Regions from separate parts of the Homo sapiens genome. Here region 1 is linked to region 2. A link is a loop called in an ENCODE intact Hi-C map of the cell type or tissue named here. Cell type or tissue: endothelial cell of umbilical vein. All regions are shown on one strand. Links, peaks and the distances in the headings refer to the core of each region. The heading gives the core; the rest is flanking DNA.

Region 1 (8,327 bases), core at 164-8,163, 73 kb after region 2:
AATAAAGGGGAGACCCCTGAAACAGTGAGGGGCAGGGGAGGGGTTGAGGGTGGGAAGGGAGGGTGGAGGCCCAGGGAAACAGGAAGGCAGGAAGAGAAAAAGAACGTGAGAAGGAGCGAGAGAATAGATTCATATTAACTAAGTCATTCATTCATTCTTTCATTCATTTCTTCAAAACGTATCAACCAAGCCCTTTCTCTCTGCCAGGTATAATTCTAGGCATCTCGGATGGTGCAGTGCCTAAAAGAAGCAAGTGCCCTCATGAAGCTTCAATTGTAGAGAGAGGGGGCAAACCACAGAAAGGGAAAGAGAACACATATGGCTCAAGAGAAAAAAGATCAGCAGGGAGGAGGGCTGGAAGTGCTCAGGGGGAGAGGGTGCTGATGTTTTAGACAGGGAGGCAAGAAGCGGTCCACCGAGGAGATGGCAGTGGAAGATGGAGGAAGAATGGGCCAAGGGGGCAGGAGGAGGAGGCACTGCCAGCAGCAGAAGCCTACCGGGCATGGCGGAGCTTCAGTGTGGCAGCTGCTGGCGTGGGCAAGGTGAGCGCTGTGAGGTGAAGGAGACAGTCTGGACCTGGTGAAGGGAAGTCAGACCCTGGAGAGGCACGTAGGCCATGGAGAGGGCCCTGGCTTTTACTCCGCATGAGGAGTGAGCCCTGGAAGGGTTTTGAGCTGAGGAGTCCAGTTGCAATAAAACAGATCATAGCTGCTTTGTGGAGAATAGACTCAAAGGGATAAAAGTAAATAAATTAGTTGGATTTCCTCCTTCTCCCAGGTCTGTCGTAAGATAACAAGCTACATTCACTGTAGCTCAGCGCTCATCGTCCTACGATGATTTGCCCGTCCTCTAGGTTATCAGAACGAAATGAGAAGCTGCATGTGAAAGTGGTCTGCACTCCCTGAAGAACCTACATTGTCCTGCAGTGAACACTCAGGCTCCTCCCACAATGCAAATCTGAGCATTTGATTTGTGGAAAGGGAGAGTTGGAGTCAATTTCTCTGGCTGGAGCCCCTCTCGCCTGCAGTATTTTAAAAGTATTATTGAGGTATAATTTACGTACCATGAAATTCACCCGTTTTAAGTGTGTAACACAGTGATTGTTAGGAAATTTACAGAGTTGTGCAATCCTCACCACATATAATTTTAGAACATCTCCATCACCCTTAAATGAAACCTCATGCCCATTAGCAGTCATTCCCACTTTACCACAGCCACTGGCTGTATATGTTTGTCTTTTCTGGACATTTCATGAACAGAAACCATGCGATATGTCCCCACAATATTTCCATGAACTTCACCCTCTTTCATTGCTGATGTGAAGACTAAACAGAAGGGGCTGCAGCGCCATCCACTGACTGGTCAGGAGTGTGTCAAGGTCAGCCCCCTGGCTTCCAGGTGGGACCATGCTCAGGGGACATCCCTGCCCGTATCCCTGCTGCCCAGGAAGGCTGAGGCCTCCAGCTACCTGCAGTCAGCAACTCCTCCATCAGCCTCCTTCCCCGCCCCATCCCCCTGACCTCCCTCCCCGTGAGGTATGGATGCTGATAACACCTCCCCGGTTGCGTGGTCTATTTCCCGGGAGCCAACCTCTGACACCTGCCAAAGCATGGTGCTCAATGTCAAGACCAAATGGGGAAGGTGTCCCAAAAGCGAAGAAGTGCTCACTTTTGTTATGTCTGCCAGACTGGCATTCTACAGCTGGGACCGCACTCCAAGTTTTGTCTGTCCCTGCCCCTTTCCGTCACACCCAGCCAAGGGCATAAAAGCCTTCCCTAACAGCCAACTGAAGGAAGTGGTGAGATTTGAGAGGAATGATCCTACTTCCTGCACACCTGAACACAAGGCCAGACGCAGCTTGACCCGGGCTGGCCACCTGTTGGAGGATCTCCTAAATACGCTGACATTCAAACAGACAAACAGTGTCCAGATAATTTGTCCTCATTCCCTCTTTCTGCCCTCCTGGACCCTGGCTTTGCATAATAGAAAAAGTGATAGGGAGAAATAGTGAAAACCTCATAAACAAACCACAAACCTCTATCATCTTTGTTCCCTCTCCTACTTTCATAACTTCTGGGCAAACTTGTTTGCTAAGAGGAGATATTTTTAGCAAGGCAAAGCATTGCAGAAGCTGAAATACGTCTTCCAGGCAGGCAGGGAATTAAGGGAGAACAGTGAAAGGTGAGACTCATGCAGTCAGCCCAGCCCAATTATGGACAGTCTTGTAAGTCAAGGTAAGAAGACTGGATTTGCTTCCAAGGCAATAGCGAGCCTTTGCAGGCTTCACGCAAAGATGTGATGCTTCGGGTTTGAGTTCAAGGACCTGAGGGTTATTCCTTTGGAGAGTTTGAAGCTTATATTCTAGACTCAAGATGACATAACCTGGTTCCTTCTAACCTTTATAACCCTAAGATTTGCCTGGGATCCTAGTCCTGGATTCACCAAGTCTGCCATAGAAAATACTGCCATTTATTGAGTATTTATTACATGCCAGGCACAGTGCTAAACACATTGTATGATTATCTCACTTAATCCATTCAACGACTTGCTGGCAGAACCACCATGGCTGTTTTCCTGAAGTTAAAAGATGTAAAAGACTCATCCCAAGTCATTCAGCTCTTTGGCCTCTGTAACTCCAGAACCATCTGCTCTAAAAACACTTTGCTATAAACCTCCCCAGGGTTGCTGCTGGAGACTACCTTTTCAAGGAGGTCTGTGCTTGGCTGGAGAGGTCCTTTGATCCATTTATTCAGGTATAACTAGATAATCACAGCTTTAACATTTTCCCAGAGAGAACAAATCTCCAGCCCCTGGCTAAAAGGAGCTACCTATACTGCAGGGGGACAGCTTAATTGTCTGCAAATTTTTGCAAATGAATGGAACTGCAGAAGCCAATCTCCAATTTATTCCGTTCTTGCAGCTGATCTCATTGTGCTACAAAGTTGCTAGGAGGACAGTTCTGTGCTACTCAATTCACATTTTGTATGCAATCAAACACATGGTTCAGCCAGCTTTGAAGTACCTGGGGCTACATTTAAAGTTTGCTTCATTGCCTCCTGGGGCTGAAGTTTGCCTACTTAAGGAAGAAAAACCCAACAAATATCCAACTTTCTGCAGCAAATTTAAAAGGTTGGAGAGGCAAGATACAAGCTCCCTAAATTTCCATGTATCTATTTTCCCAATATTCTAGAGGCCACATATCAGCAAAACTAAGTCACCCACTGCAGATTTACTGTATAGAATTATGCTGATAATAAAATGTGGTGATATAGAAATTATCTGTTGTTAGTTCTTCATATCATCTCATGGCAGGGGGTGTGAGGGAAGTCATTTTAAAGGGTCAGAGAAGATGATGGTTGGTGGATTCATAGGATGGCATCAAGCCAATAAGCTGTTGTAAATTACACCACTCAGTGCTTATCAAGCACCCCCATACGGGAGAAATGGGTGCAAGTCATTGTTAGAAATGGGTGCAAGTCACTGTTGCCTTGAGTCTTCATGCATGCATCCTTTTCAGTAGGGACCGCCAGCAACATCAGAAACAACATCTCCAGTAATGAAAGTCACACATCAGAGGCGTTGGGGACGGCCAATCTCAAAATTAAAATAAAAAATGCATCGAAGGTCCAATAACTAATCATCTGAATCACCATCTAAGAATCATTACATTACATTCCTAACGTAATGAATATCTCAGTCATTTCTATTAGTAGATATGCTTCGGGTAGAAAATAAACTGCTTTGCCCAAATAAGGGAGTGGAGAACAGAAGTAACAGTTTTCATCAGGGGAGTCTGAAATTGGAGAGTTAACTCCAGATGTTCTCTCTTCAGCAGCCAGCGAGATCTTTTACAAACATTCTTCTCCCCGTCATTAAGCCTACAGGGTATATAGGCTTCCCCTTGCCAAAGGATGAAGCCTCTGGGTTTCCTAAGGCCAGGAAGATCCAGCAGGCTTGGATCCCGATGACCACTCTGACCTCAAGTGCTATCACTGTCCTCCTGGCTCTGCTTCTCAGCTGCACGCACCCTCCAATTGCAGGTGCTTGTCTGAGGGCTTCTCACCTTGTGACTTCCCTTCCCGTCCCTCCCCTCTTGTGCCTGGTTAACCCCCCACCCATCCTTCTACTCTCCACTCAAGCACCACTTCTAGGCTTCCTCGGTCTCTTTTGCTATGAGGATTGGCTGCACTTTGCCTTTTTCCCCTAGAGCCCTGTCTCAGCTTCTGATCACACGTTCATTCAGTGCCACTGTGTCGTCAGTGCCAGTCTTTCATGCAAGGCTCCCAGCTCCGTAAGGGCAGACTCTACATTTTCCTGGTCTGCTGCTACGCCCCCTGGTGCCTAGCACAAGACAGGCATAGAGCAGGTGTCTAAAAAGCACTTAAAATATTACTAAATAAAGCAATTATGAAATAAATATAGAGTTATTGTAAGAATTTGAGTAATCCAGGTAACGGAGTTAGCACAGTAGCTGGTGCAGAGTATTTGCTCCACGATTGTGTCTAATAAGTAAATGAGTAAGATGTTGGTGATTTCGCTTTGATTTTGTCTTTAATAGAGAAATCTTCTCTCTAATAAGAGTAAAGCTGCCACTCTCAGTTGGATTCTTTTATCCTGGGGTGCTCAATGCTTTGTGAAGTAACCAAATCTATAGAAAATTTTTAGAAAATTCTCCCTTTTGTTAAACCAGAATCTACCGCAGGTGTCTTGGTTTTGTTTTCTGGAGTTGCATGGAAGTCCTCCCTTTTTCCTTCGATAGCATCAGCTGCCTGAGGTCAATCTGGTGTTGGCTCACGCTCCCTGCTTTTGCGTTCCTTGTAACTTCTGCCATCCAAACACCACCAGTTCCTAGAATCATGTGTACCAGACATGAGTTCCACATGTTTTCCTCCTTTATAAGTGCTGTAATTTATAAGCCGGTCTTAAAGTTCCTCCTCAAATATCCTGAAATTATCCTAATAGCCAAATATACTGACTATAAAGTTGAGAAATATTTTTAAAAAATAAACTGCACGGTGCTCACGAAGGTCTGGTAAATAGATACCTCGATGCTAAAGAAAAAGGTACAGATATTTTACTGAAAAACAATGTAACTATGTTTGATAGCCTTTAAAGTGTTCATGCTTTTTGACTAAGTAATTTAACTACTAGGAACACAGTGCAGAGAAATAATCAAAATACACACACATAATACACTCAGGTATTTACTATAATATTATGGGGAAACTAACAAAAAGGAAGTAACCACATTACCCATCAAGAGAAAGAGATAAAGGGTTAATTACACCTCCTTTTTGGCTATTTCTTCTAACTCCTAACCCACAAACACCTAAAAACACATTAAGCCCTCCAAATAGAAAAATACCACCTGTGTATACACATACCGCACAGAAACACAAATTTCTAATCACCAAGAACTTCCTCTCTCTTTTTCTCTCTGTCTTTCTGTGTCTCTGTCTCTGTCTCCCTCTCAAAGCCTGTTTGCTTGCTTTAGGATAGATGGAGCCTGGATCTCTGAATGTCTTCACACAGTGCAGTTCCCTGCCAACGGGATTGGTTTCTTGTTAACTGCTGGTTTGCTAGAGTAATTAGCCTGCCCTAACTGATACATAGACCAAATACACAATGGTTGCATGTGTGAATAAATGAAAGAAAAATTAATTAATGCAGACACAAAGGTATAGAAATCAAGAAGGAAACCCAGCGGGAGATAAAATGAATAAGTAAAGCAAAGCAGAGAGTTCTAAAATTACTGTTTCCAAAAATGGAACAAAGCCCTAGAACTCTGGAAACTTTTTTCTCCAAAGTTTTACTAAAATTATGTGGGTATAAGAAAATTTGTGCACATATTGATATTTAAGGAATAAGAGTTTTTCACTTCCTTGATATAGTGGCTTAGATCTAAATATGTATTTAACATGCATGAGATCCAGGAAAACAAGACTGAATGCTTCATCAGGGAGAAGTTCATATAGTTTATTTTTATTTCTCTTTCTCTTTAGGTTTTTGATATTCCATAAAATGATGAAACTATGAAATAGAGAGGAGTTGGTTTTATGAATTCTTGTTGAAGCCAAGTTATGACGATCTATTGATATGATCCAGGTTTTTATGATGGCTACAGCAAGTGCTTCACTGCTTCTCATCTCAACTCCATTCTCCAATCCAATGCCTGAGTGCTCTGACCAAACATAAATGTAATTATGACACTCCCTTATGTTAAGCCCTTCATATGCTCTAGTGGAGACTCTGATTGTCCTAGCATACCATGATCTGCTCTCCTGAAGAGTCAGCAACTCTCTCCCATGTGATGTATGCTGCAACCTCATGATCGACTTGCAAATCCTCAGACACATCATGCTTTCACTCAGGATCCTTCTTTGCTTCCTCCATTTGGCAAACAAATCAATATTATTTATGCTTTAGTCTAAATGTCACCTCTCCCAGGAAGTCTTCCCTGACTCTCTACTTTAAGTGTAATCACTTATTTTCTCTCTAGATTCTCACTGCACATGGGACATTCTTCTATCATGGCACTATCCAATGATATTATATCAATAGAAATTAGGGATTTTTTTTACTCTACTCCTCCCAAGACCATAAGCACATTGAAGGCAAATTTTATTCCTTGCCATTTCTATTTTTTTCTTTTTTTTTTGAGACGGAGTCCCGCTCTGTCGCCCAGGCTGGAGTGCAGTGGCGTCATCTCGGCTCACTGCAAGCTCCGCCTCCCGGGTTCACGCCATTCTCCTGCCTCAGCCTCCCGAGTAGCTGGGACTACAGGCACCCGACACCACGCCCGGCTAATTTTTTTTTTTTTTTTTTTTGCAACAACCTAATACATACATTTAGGGATTAATTTATCCAGCCAACAGATATTTATTGACCATTTTCCACGGACCAGGCATTGTGGTGGTTGCTGAGTAACAAGAAAACAGGAAAAGTCCAAGTCTAACCCAAGGTCCCAGGGTTTTGGGGGTATGCTCCAGGGTCCCAAGGTTTTGGGGTATGCACTGTGAAGAAGTAGCCCCTTGTAACTGTCACACCTTGGTTTTTTTTGTTTCAAAAATTTCAGAAAGAAGCCCGACCCTGGCAAAACAAAAGCTGGTTGGATCCAGAGATGTCTGAGTTGGAAATGTACTTCGGTTATCTATCTGTATTACCATACTACTAACCAGGCCCAGGGAGGAGCTTATTCACCACTGCCTATACATGAGTGAGTAATGTATAGACAGTAAGTATGTACAAGTATGTAGCAGCATGATCGGTGACTGAGCATGTGCTGCCTTCACTACACCTCTACATACAGTGACTCAGCTCGCCAGCCCAGTAAAAGCCCTGTTTTCATTTGTGTTCTGGGAGGCACCCCTTCGGGAACTTTCCCCAGTGCTCTTCCGCATTGCAAGGCATAAAATCCCTTGTTAAATCCTCCTTGGTTGTGGTCACTGGATTGTCACCTACCAAGTGACCAAAACCAGCTGTTGTGTGGTTAACACAAGCTACCCTGTAGCTTTTCATTTTGAAAGACAGACATGCCAATTAAACATCGTAAGTGACTCTTGAGTATTTTAAAGAAGCAGCAGTTGATGGAGTGATCAGAACGTGAGATCTGCAAGTTTCTGTACAGTTGGGCCATCCTGAAAACACATTTACTTAAACAGACTTTGTTTTCTGCTACTAGTGAGACTTAATCCAGCTCTATATTTGAAAAGTTGAACCTAAAAATGAAACAGCAACAGAAAATAACCCCACATATTCTACCATTTGCTCTAAAATGTCAACTTCCCCACGTTTGAACCGCTAGTTAAAAAATAAAACAAAAACATACGCTTTGGATGAAAATTTGCCAAACCACACTTCCAAGATGCAATTGCCTCTGAAATATTTCACGAATCTAGCAGGAGCAATAACAACACAAATCAAGACTTGCTAGTTTTACTGGAGGTGAAAAATGTTTTAAACATGTTTAGATTCTTTAGTCGGAAGCCCGTTCAACCACATGTGATGGTGATGAGAATATAATGGATACAGTTTCCCTCTATCTGCTCTGGCACTGATAAAATATTCATGTTCAATAGCTACTTGTGACCAGCTGGAGGCATCTTGCAGCGCTCTACAGGTGGGGCTTGTTTTTCTAATACACATATGTACTCCTGCCTCCACAGCTGTGTTAATTTGCGCATGTATTCCAGATGTGAGCACACGTGATCCAGGTATCATGCTTTCCTCATCTGCCTGAGCTCATAAATGTCTGGCTGGCCCCTGTTAGAAAACCCGCACTTGGAAAAAGAATTATTTTCAATTCAGTGGGTATTTATTAGGGGTTT
Region 2 (8,327 bases), core at 277-8,276:
CTTATTCTTTCCATATCAAAGACAAAACAACAACAATAACAACAACAAAAACTTCACCAAAGTTTAGGTTAAGAAACTATCCAAGTAATATGTAAGCCTTTCTGCCAGTTGGACCTTTGCTCGGAATCACTACATAAAGCAATTTGATTGATTATTTGCAAAAAGTTTAACCAAATAAGAACATTCCCACCCCAAACCTGTCCTATAGGTGACCAAAATGAGCCAACTGAGAAATGGTCGGGAGAGTCGTTTTGGCCAGCTTAGTAATTACATAGTAACAAAAGAGGATTCAATCAATTGCTTAGCAATTAGCCATTATAAGAAGATGGGAAAGAAATCAATTGGCTGTTTGGTTGAGCAGGAAGCATTTTAAATGTCACCACAGTGAGAAAAATATTTGAAGATTTGTCTTCATAATGGTTAACTAATTGCAATCTTCACATTTTACTGCCTTGGAAAAATAACTCAATTCAAGAGACAGAGTATTAGCACTTGGGGCTATTTCTCCATTGTCTTAGTTAGCATCAAAGGGTGGCATGTAAATTGATCAGTCTCTATAATTTAGGAAGACCCATCCTAATGAACAGCATTTGTGAGGGCAGAGTCAATGTGTTATTCATCATTTTGCCATCATATGTACCTAGAACAGTATGGGGGCATAGGGCAGGCGCTCAAGACATGGTGGCAACTGAAAATAAAGGACAATTGGAAAAAATACTAGGGTCTGTCCCCAGTGCTGCATTCCCTTTAAGTGAAACTCCAGTGCTATAAATGCAATTTGACTTTGGTAGAACTATGGTGAAGGACAGTAGCTATAGATTTGTTTACCCAGCAGGCTTTCCAACCCCTTCTTACATCAACCCTCCCACTTGCCCCATGACAATCAGCTGTACCACAATCATGGTGCCATGACATTCCCCCACTTCCACTCATAATGAGATGTACTTCTAGCCAAGCGGAACCCATTTATTTGGCCTCAGAGATGGCTACAGCAATGGGCATTTGCCCAATGTTATACCAAACAGTATTCTCCTTGGGGTATTCTTGTTAGATGTGTGTATTAGTCTGTTCTCACGCTGCTAATAAAGACATACCCAAGACTTAGTACTTTATAAAGGAAAGAGGTTTAATTGACTCACAGTTCCACATGGTGGGGGAGGCCTCACAATCATGCCGGAAGGTGAATGAGGAGCAAAGTCACGTCTTACATGGGGGCAGGCAAGAGAGCTTGTGCAGGGGAACTCCCACTTATAAAACCATCAGATCTCATGAGACTTACTCACTATCATGAGAACAGTATGAGAAAAGCCGCCCCCATGATTCAATTACCTCCCATTGGGTCCCTCCCGTGACGTGTGGGGATTATGGGAACTACAATTCAAGGTTAGAATTAGGTGGGGACACAGCCAAACCACACCAGGCTCAGAGGGAAGATTCCTCTTGCCTTTAATATTCACAGTGCTAGAAGGATGCAGCTTGTGACCAGCTTCTTTGACCAAGTGTCTGTGGCAGGAGAAGATCAGGCTACCACGCAAAGGGAGAGTACAAAGTGCAACTGTGTGAGGCCTGGATCCAGCTGTCCTAAAGCCAGATGCACCTTTGGATTTCCTGACTATGGGAGTCAATGAATACCCTTTAGCCTTAGCCATGTGAACGTGTATCTGTCACATACAACCTCTGTGTTCTGACTAACACAGTACCACTTTCCAGCAACTGTAGTTATTTTTGCTCCACTTTGTTAATATTGGGGGCAATCAGAAAAAGAAAGAACCAGAGGTTGAGAATAGCATGAGGAGGTAATCCACAGAGGATTTACAACTTTGAAATAAATCTGCAGCAAGTCCCAGGGAGACTGGGGGCAAAGTAATCCTGATCTAAAGGAGCAGTTGTGCATGAGGGGCTGGAGGCCTGAGCTTGCAGCTGAGGGTCTGGGATGATGGAAAAACACAGACGGCGGAAATCTACAGAGTTCTAGGCAGAAAGGGGCCCTAAATTAGGATGAGAGCACACACCGAACAAAGTGACCGCTTTTGCCTTATCTATCACAAAGCAAAAAATCAATGTACTTTGTTGAAACAGGGCATCGAGTTCCTTTCTAAAGATTCTGTTAAACATAGCTAATAAATACAGAAAATGCACCATGCCCATATTACTAATGCAGGATGAGTAGATGTCAGTGAACTTCCATGACTGAGATCCCAGTGTCACAGCTAAAGTTAAAAACAGAGGCTTCCTGAAGGGTCTCACTCCAAGCGTGCCTCTTCCCAGCCCAATATCTTTGTCAGTGATGTGAAAACTCACCCCGACTACAGGAGAAAGAAAAGAAGGCAAGGCGACAAGCAGCTGAAGAAGGTACAGTAAACCGTAATAATTGCTTATAAAATTTTATGGTTGGTCATTAATCCTAACCACCTCAATTTCTAAAAAGAAAGATTCATAGTCTTTTTAAATACACAAAATTTGAGTTTATAGGAAACTTAATAATATTCATGCTGATACAATAAGAAATTCCAGGAGGCTTAAATTTCCTGCAGACTTTGGAGGGGAGGCAGCCTGTTACAGTAGAAAAAGGACAGGTTTGGGAGCCAGGACCATGGCCAACGCCTGGCATGGGGCTTTAAGCAAATCCCTGAATGTCTCTGAGCTTCAGTTTCCCCCCTCTGGGAGATGGGCAGCGAGGCTGGCTTCTTTACAAAACCACCAAGAGGACTCAAAAAGAATGCATGACAGTTCAGAGAGGCGCAGAGCCTGGTTTGCAGGCAACCACACTCAATAAAACAGAGCTAAAATCCTCACTTCCCCCGACAAATCTTTTCAAATTATATCCAGAATACGGCCATAACCACGCCTCTCCCCTTCCACCACCATTGCTCTGGGCCAAGCCCCCATTGCTTCTAGAGCCTGAGTGATTGCAGCTGTTCCTACCCTTGCCCCATCCACACTCTATTCTATTCTCCATCCGTCAGCCAGAGCCATTCAATAAAGACATAAGCCAGATCACATCTGTCTTCACCAAAGCCCACCAGTGGCTTTCCCACTCAATTAGAATAAAGGCCAAAGTCCTCATGGTGGGCTCCAAGACCTTCTGTGATCTGGTCACAGCTTTTCTCCTATCTAACATTCCCTTGCTCCCTCTGCTTCAGCCATACCAGCCTTCCTACAGTTTCTAGAATATTCTGGACACACTACTGCCCCCAGCTTTTGCACTCATAGTTCCTTTTATCGAGGATGCTCAGCCCCCAGATAGATGCATCCCTGCACTCATCCCAGTTCATCAGTTCTCACTGAGGGCCTCCCTGTTGAAAACTGCAACCTACTCTCATCTCTAGCCATTGACCTCCATAGCCCCTATCAGGACCTATCATAGCAACTGACACACCATGTATTTTATTAACTTTTGATTTGTCAGGTTCCCTTACTAGCAGGTGGACTGTAGGACAGGGCTTGGTCTGTTCTGTTCACTGCTGTGTCCACGGAATTTACAGCAGTCCTCATCATGTAGCTGGAGCTCAATGCATTTTTGCTGAATGGAGAAATTAGTCATTTCTCTCTCTGAGTCACTCCAGAGCTGCGGGTTGCAAACAGCTTCTCCCATCAAAAAACACCCCTGCCTGGGATTTCCCCTGCCAATCTACATCCTAAAGTCCCTGAGGCTTCAGGCCAGGCTGTATCCAAGCAGTAGAAAAAGGCAGTAGAATCAGAAACCCTGGTTCTGAATAGTCACCTTTGCCTCAAGTCATGGTTTTATCACTGATGACGGGAAAAATGAAACCTAAATCAGCTGGCATTTGAGAGGATTCAAAGAGCAACATAAAAATGTCAAGCTCATGAAGGTGCTCTAATAATGCAAATATCCTTCTTCCTTTGAGTGACTGTTGTAAGGATTAAATTAAATTTTGTTTGGGGCCAGGCGTGGTGGCTTACGCCTGTAATTCCAGACTCTGGGAAGCCGAGGTGGGTGGATCACCTGAGGCCAGGAGTTCAAGACCAGCCAGGCCAACATGGTGAAACCCCATTTCTACTAAAAACATAAAAATTAGTTGTGTGTGGTGGCAGGCAACTGTAGTCCCAGCTACTCAGGAGGCTGAGGTGGGAGGATCACTTGAACTCGGGAGGTGCAGGTTGCAGTGAGCTGAGATCACACCACTGCACTCCAGCCTGGGTGACAGAGCGAGACTCCGTCTCAAAAAAAAAATTACAGTAATAAAAAATAAATTTTATTCATAAAATAGGTTACAATTTTCATTAAAATATCTCCGTCTCCCATCTGCCCTTCACCACCTTCACAGGGGATCCCAGCTGCCTGCTTCAATGGGGGCACCACTTCTTCAGCTCCTTCTCCCCATCAGAACTCTTCCTCCACATGAGAAAGAGTTGGCTTGTCTCACAAGAGCTTGACTTGTCTCATTCTTTCAAGTCAAGCTTTTGATTTTCCTAAGTTACAATGAGCTCATCCGATGCAAGAATTCAACATTAGCCCTGAGAAATTTAACTTTTTGTAACTCCTTAACCCAGTGGTTCTCAACCCTGACGACATACTACAGTCTTGGGCAGAGAAGGGGTAGATTAAACACAACGTACGACAAATACAAACATAAAGCAAATAACAAAAAGAAAGAAAAACAAAACAATAACAACAAAAATACTATGACAACGAAAAGCAACACAAGAGAACCTCAAGCATCAGAGGCTACTGATAAGGCTGTCTCGAAAAGTCGAATGACTAAGATGCCATTAGGCCGGGCGCTGTGGCTCAGGCCTGTAATCCCAGCACTTTGGGAGGCCGAGGCGGGTGGATCAAAAGGTCAAGAGATTGAGACCCTCCTGGCCAATATGGTGAAACCCCATCTCTACTAAAAGTACAAAAATTAGCTTGGCATGGTGGTATGTGCCCGTAGTCCCAGCTACTCAGGAGGCTGAGTCGGGAGAATTGCTTGAACCCAGGAGGCGGAGGTTGGCTGCAGTGATCCGAGATCACGCCACTGCACTCCAGCCTGGTGACATAGTGAGATTCTGTCTCAAATAAAATAAAATAAAATAAAATAAAATAAAATAAAATAAAATAAAATAAAATAAAATAAAATAAAATAAAAAGATGCCTTTAAAAATAATACAATTTTAAAAGAGCTAATTTAATGACTAAATGACTAAATGCTGTTTATCAGGAAAATATCTCCTCTAAGGTATAATTTCTTTTCTTCCATTAGACAATACAGAAACAAAAAGGGGATGATAATTGGTTTTCGGACATACTCCATGGATAAGACATAGAGGTTCTCAGGGAGTATGTGAACAGGAGATGGGCAGGCAATCAGTAAAAAATGTTTCAAATGCATAAATCTATCCATCAGTGGCAGGAGAATGTGGAATGAGCTGTTGTAAGTTGTCACCACTTATGATTCTGTTCCTGGTAATTAATTCAAACAACAGTGCCTGTTTATTCCATAGATCACTCCTGTTCTCGTTATGATAACCTGCAGAACATTTCCAGAAATGAATTGGACCAACAGGTAAGTAGGAGAAACAGATTAGACGTTTTCAGAGGCATGGGTGGGAGTGTACTGCACTGGGGAAAATTCCTTAGATGAAGTGATACTGTTCAAGTATGAAAAATCATGACTTACCGTGGTGAGAAATTACCTGCACAATTTAAAATTCTCAGAGAAAATATAGCGTTTAGCATCAAATGTGACAAACTGATTTTGAAGTCTTTCACTTTAATTTGTCTCAATTTTTTTTAAAGATCTGTTTGTGTACATGGTTGACAATTTTTACAGCAACACAGAAACTTACTGAGAAATTATTAGTTGCCAGAAATTACAAGGTGCAGTAGGTCAGGTGCTTTATCCTCATAGCAAAAATCTTTGGAGTTATTATTCTTATTTCTTTTTCACATCAGAAGTTTTGCTCAAAGCCCCATAGCGTATACTTCAAAAAGAAAAATAAAAGATGGGGTATGAATGTAGACCAGCAAAGAGCACAGACTTGGAAGCCAGGCTGCTTGGATACAAATCTCAGTGCTGCCACGACCAGCTGTAGGACCCTTAGGATTCTGTGCCTCAGTTTCTTTATATATAAAATAGGGATAGTAGTAGTATCGGCCTTACCAGGTTGGTGGGAAGATCATAAATATATAGATAGGTATATCAGAAAGATAGAGGAAAGTGTATATATACCCACACACCACACATGTACACTTATAAGTGTGTATTTAAAAAATCAAAGAGAAATAGAAAAAAAATAAGCTGCTACTACACACACACACGCACACACACACACACACACACACACGGCTTAGACATCACAAACACTAAATGAGCTAATGTATATATAGTCTGGAGCAGGGACTGCTACGAAAGCATCAGGTATTATTACCGTCCTCATCAACACCCACCCTGGACTCACATCTTTGCTTTTTTGAGATGGAGTCTCGCTCTGTTGCTCAGGCTGGAGTGCAATGGCATGATCTCAGCTCACTGCAACGTCTGCCTCCTGGGTTCAGACGATTCTCCTGCCTTAGCCTCCTGAGTAGCTGGGACTACAGGCGTGCACCACCATGCCCAGGTAATTTTTGTATTTTTAGTAGAGGAGAGGTTTCACCATGTTGGCCAGGCTGGTCTTGAAATCCTGACCTCAGTTGATCCACCCACCTCAGCCTCCCAAAGTGCTGGGATTACAGGTGTGAGCCACCGCACCCTGCCCCTGGCCTCACATCTACGTCAAGCCTTGGTATCTGTGAAATATCTCTTCTCTGGTAGTCCTGAGGTTCTGCTTCCCTCTCATAGAGTCCCTCTGTTGGTTGAGGAATGATACGGGGAGGACAATCCCATTGAAAGCAAAGAGTCGACAGAGTTTTACTTTTTAGAGTTAATGTAAGAGGCTGATTATTGGTTTCAAAAGGTGAAAAATAAAAGCACCGTAGAGAAATCTTGGCCCTCATGAGCCTCTAGATGGGGAAATTTACTACAAAATATATTCAAGCCAGATTTGGAAACAGCTATTCATTGTTCTGACTTTTTTTTTTTTTACTAGTTGTGTGTGTGTGTATGTGTGTGTGTGTGTGTGTGTGTGTGTGTGTGTGTGTTTAACCTCTAGAGGCTATGAGATGGCTGACCAATGGCAACATCTCTTGAGCCTCAGTCTGCCCCCTCTACAATCAGTGCTATGGCTTAGATGTTAATGTTCAAGTTGAGAAACGGGGGTGCCTTAGAGACTTCTTGCTCTGGAATTTTGGGATTGGGGTGGTGATGAAAAGGTTCTTTCTCCCTTACTTCTAGTCAAAACCAATTCACCTAATGTCTGCTTCACTCAGTGAATTTTTAAATTAGATTTTATTTGAAGGACACATTTTGAACATCAAAAAACTTTTGCCAAACACTGCCTTGGATCCCTTCCAGCTCTGACGTGCTGATGTCTGAGACTAGACTACCACTCGCTTTTCCAAGACTTCCATATAAAGCACTCACCTGAGTAGCAATGGCAGGTGCCGTCCCATCAGGGAGGGACACTGGATCCAGAGCGAAATGGAAGCCAAACTAAACACACCCTGACTTTGGAAAGAAACACAAGAACTTTCCCATATTAAGATTCTGAATGATGCTTTCTAAAAATGTGTGAAGAAAAATTGAGTTTAATTCCACCAGTTGAGGCTATGGTGATATTATGGGATTTTTCTAAAGGACTTGGTGCGTACCCAATTCCCATGTGTAGCATATAACTCACAGATTTAATTATAGATCTTCCTCACTCACTAGTTCCCTAGGAAACAAATCCATGGCTTCACGTCGTGTGCGTGGAAGGTCATAGCAAGAAGATAAATATTTTCTGCATTTTGAAACTTTATCTAGAGGTCACAGGTCTGCAAGTCAACAGACAAGAGCTCTTCAGACAATAGCCAAAAGCTATTATGTTTGACTAATATCAACGATACTTAAAACCTTTTGTGTTTATCTCAAATAAAGCACTTCCCACTCAAACGACTAAAAATTTTTGCTATATCCCTTTTCCTTTTATCAGGTTGAAATACAAATAAGACGAATAGTTCCCTTAAATGTTTCTTCCGACTCTTAAGATAAAGTCTGTTTATAATAATAAAAAGAAGGAACCTTATCTGAAAAATCCAAACTAATTTTAATCAGGTGGACAATGCAGGTCACAGTTTTTTTTTAATTTTTATTTTTTATTCTTTTTTACTGTGAATCAAACAGAAAACTGCCACAATTGGTGAGTTACACTGAACATCTAATACAAGAGGAAAAACTAAAAGCAGAAAATTCAGAAAAGGAAAAATGCAAATGCCTTTAAGTATGTGATAAAAAGAATCACAA

What was found. Hi-C counts contacts between places; a loop is a spot of excess contacts. Peaks named below come from ENCODE experiments on the same cell type or tissue, not always from the same donor. Only the 100,000 strongest peaks of a DNase experiment are listed, where the experiment ranks them.
Region 1: a loop joins it to region 2, with 2.4 times the contacts of the local background. A loop is called at or near these places in 4 of 110 quality-filtered maps.

The regions. Positions count from the first base shown.
Region 1 is chr16:83,109,503-83,117,829 of GRCh38, reverse strand. All of the region lies in intron 3 of CDH13 (cadherin 13), which reads right to left. Among named protein-coding and RNA genes, the nearest start is that of CDH13-AS1, 290 kb to the left of the region's middle. RefSeq lists an enhancer at 2,580-3,182. In endothelial cell of umbilical vein, for the core only: a CTCF peak has its summit at 4,330 (motif pointing left); no DNase peak of the experiment used is centred there.
Region 2 is chr16:83,182,847-83,191,173 of GRCh38, reverse strand. The region is part of intron 4 of CDH13 (cadherin 13); the gene reads right to left. Among named protein-coding and RNA genes, the nearest start is that of CDH13-AS1, 210 kb to the left of the region's middle. In endothelial cell of umbilical vein, for the core only: no CTCF peak of the experiment used is centred there; a DNase peak (open chromatin) is centred at 3,573.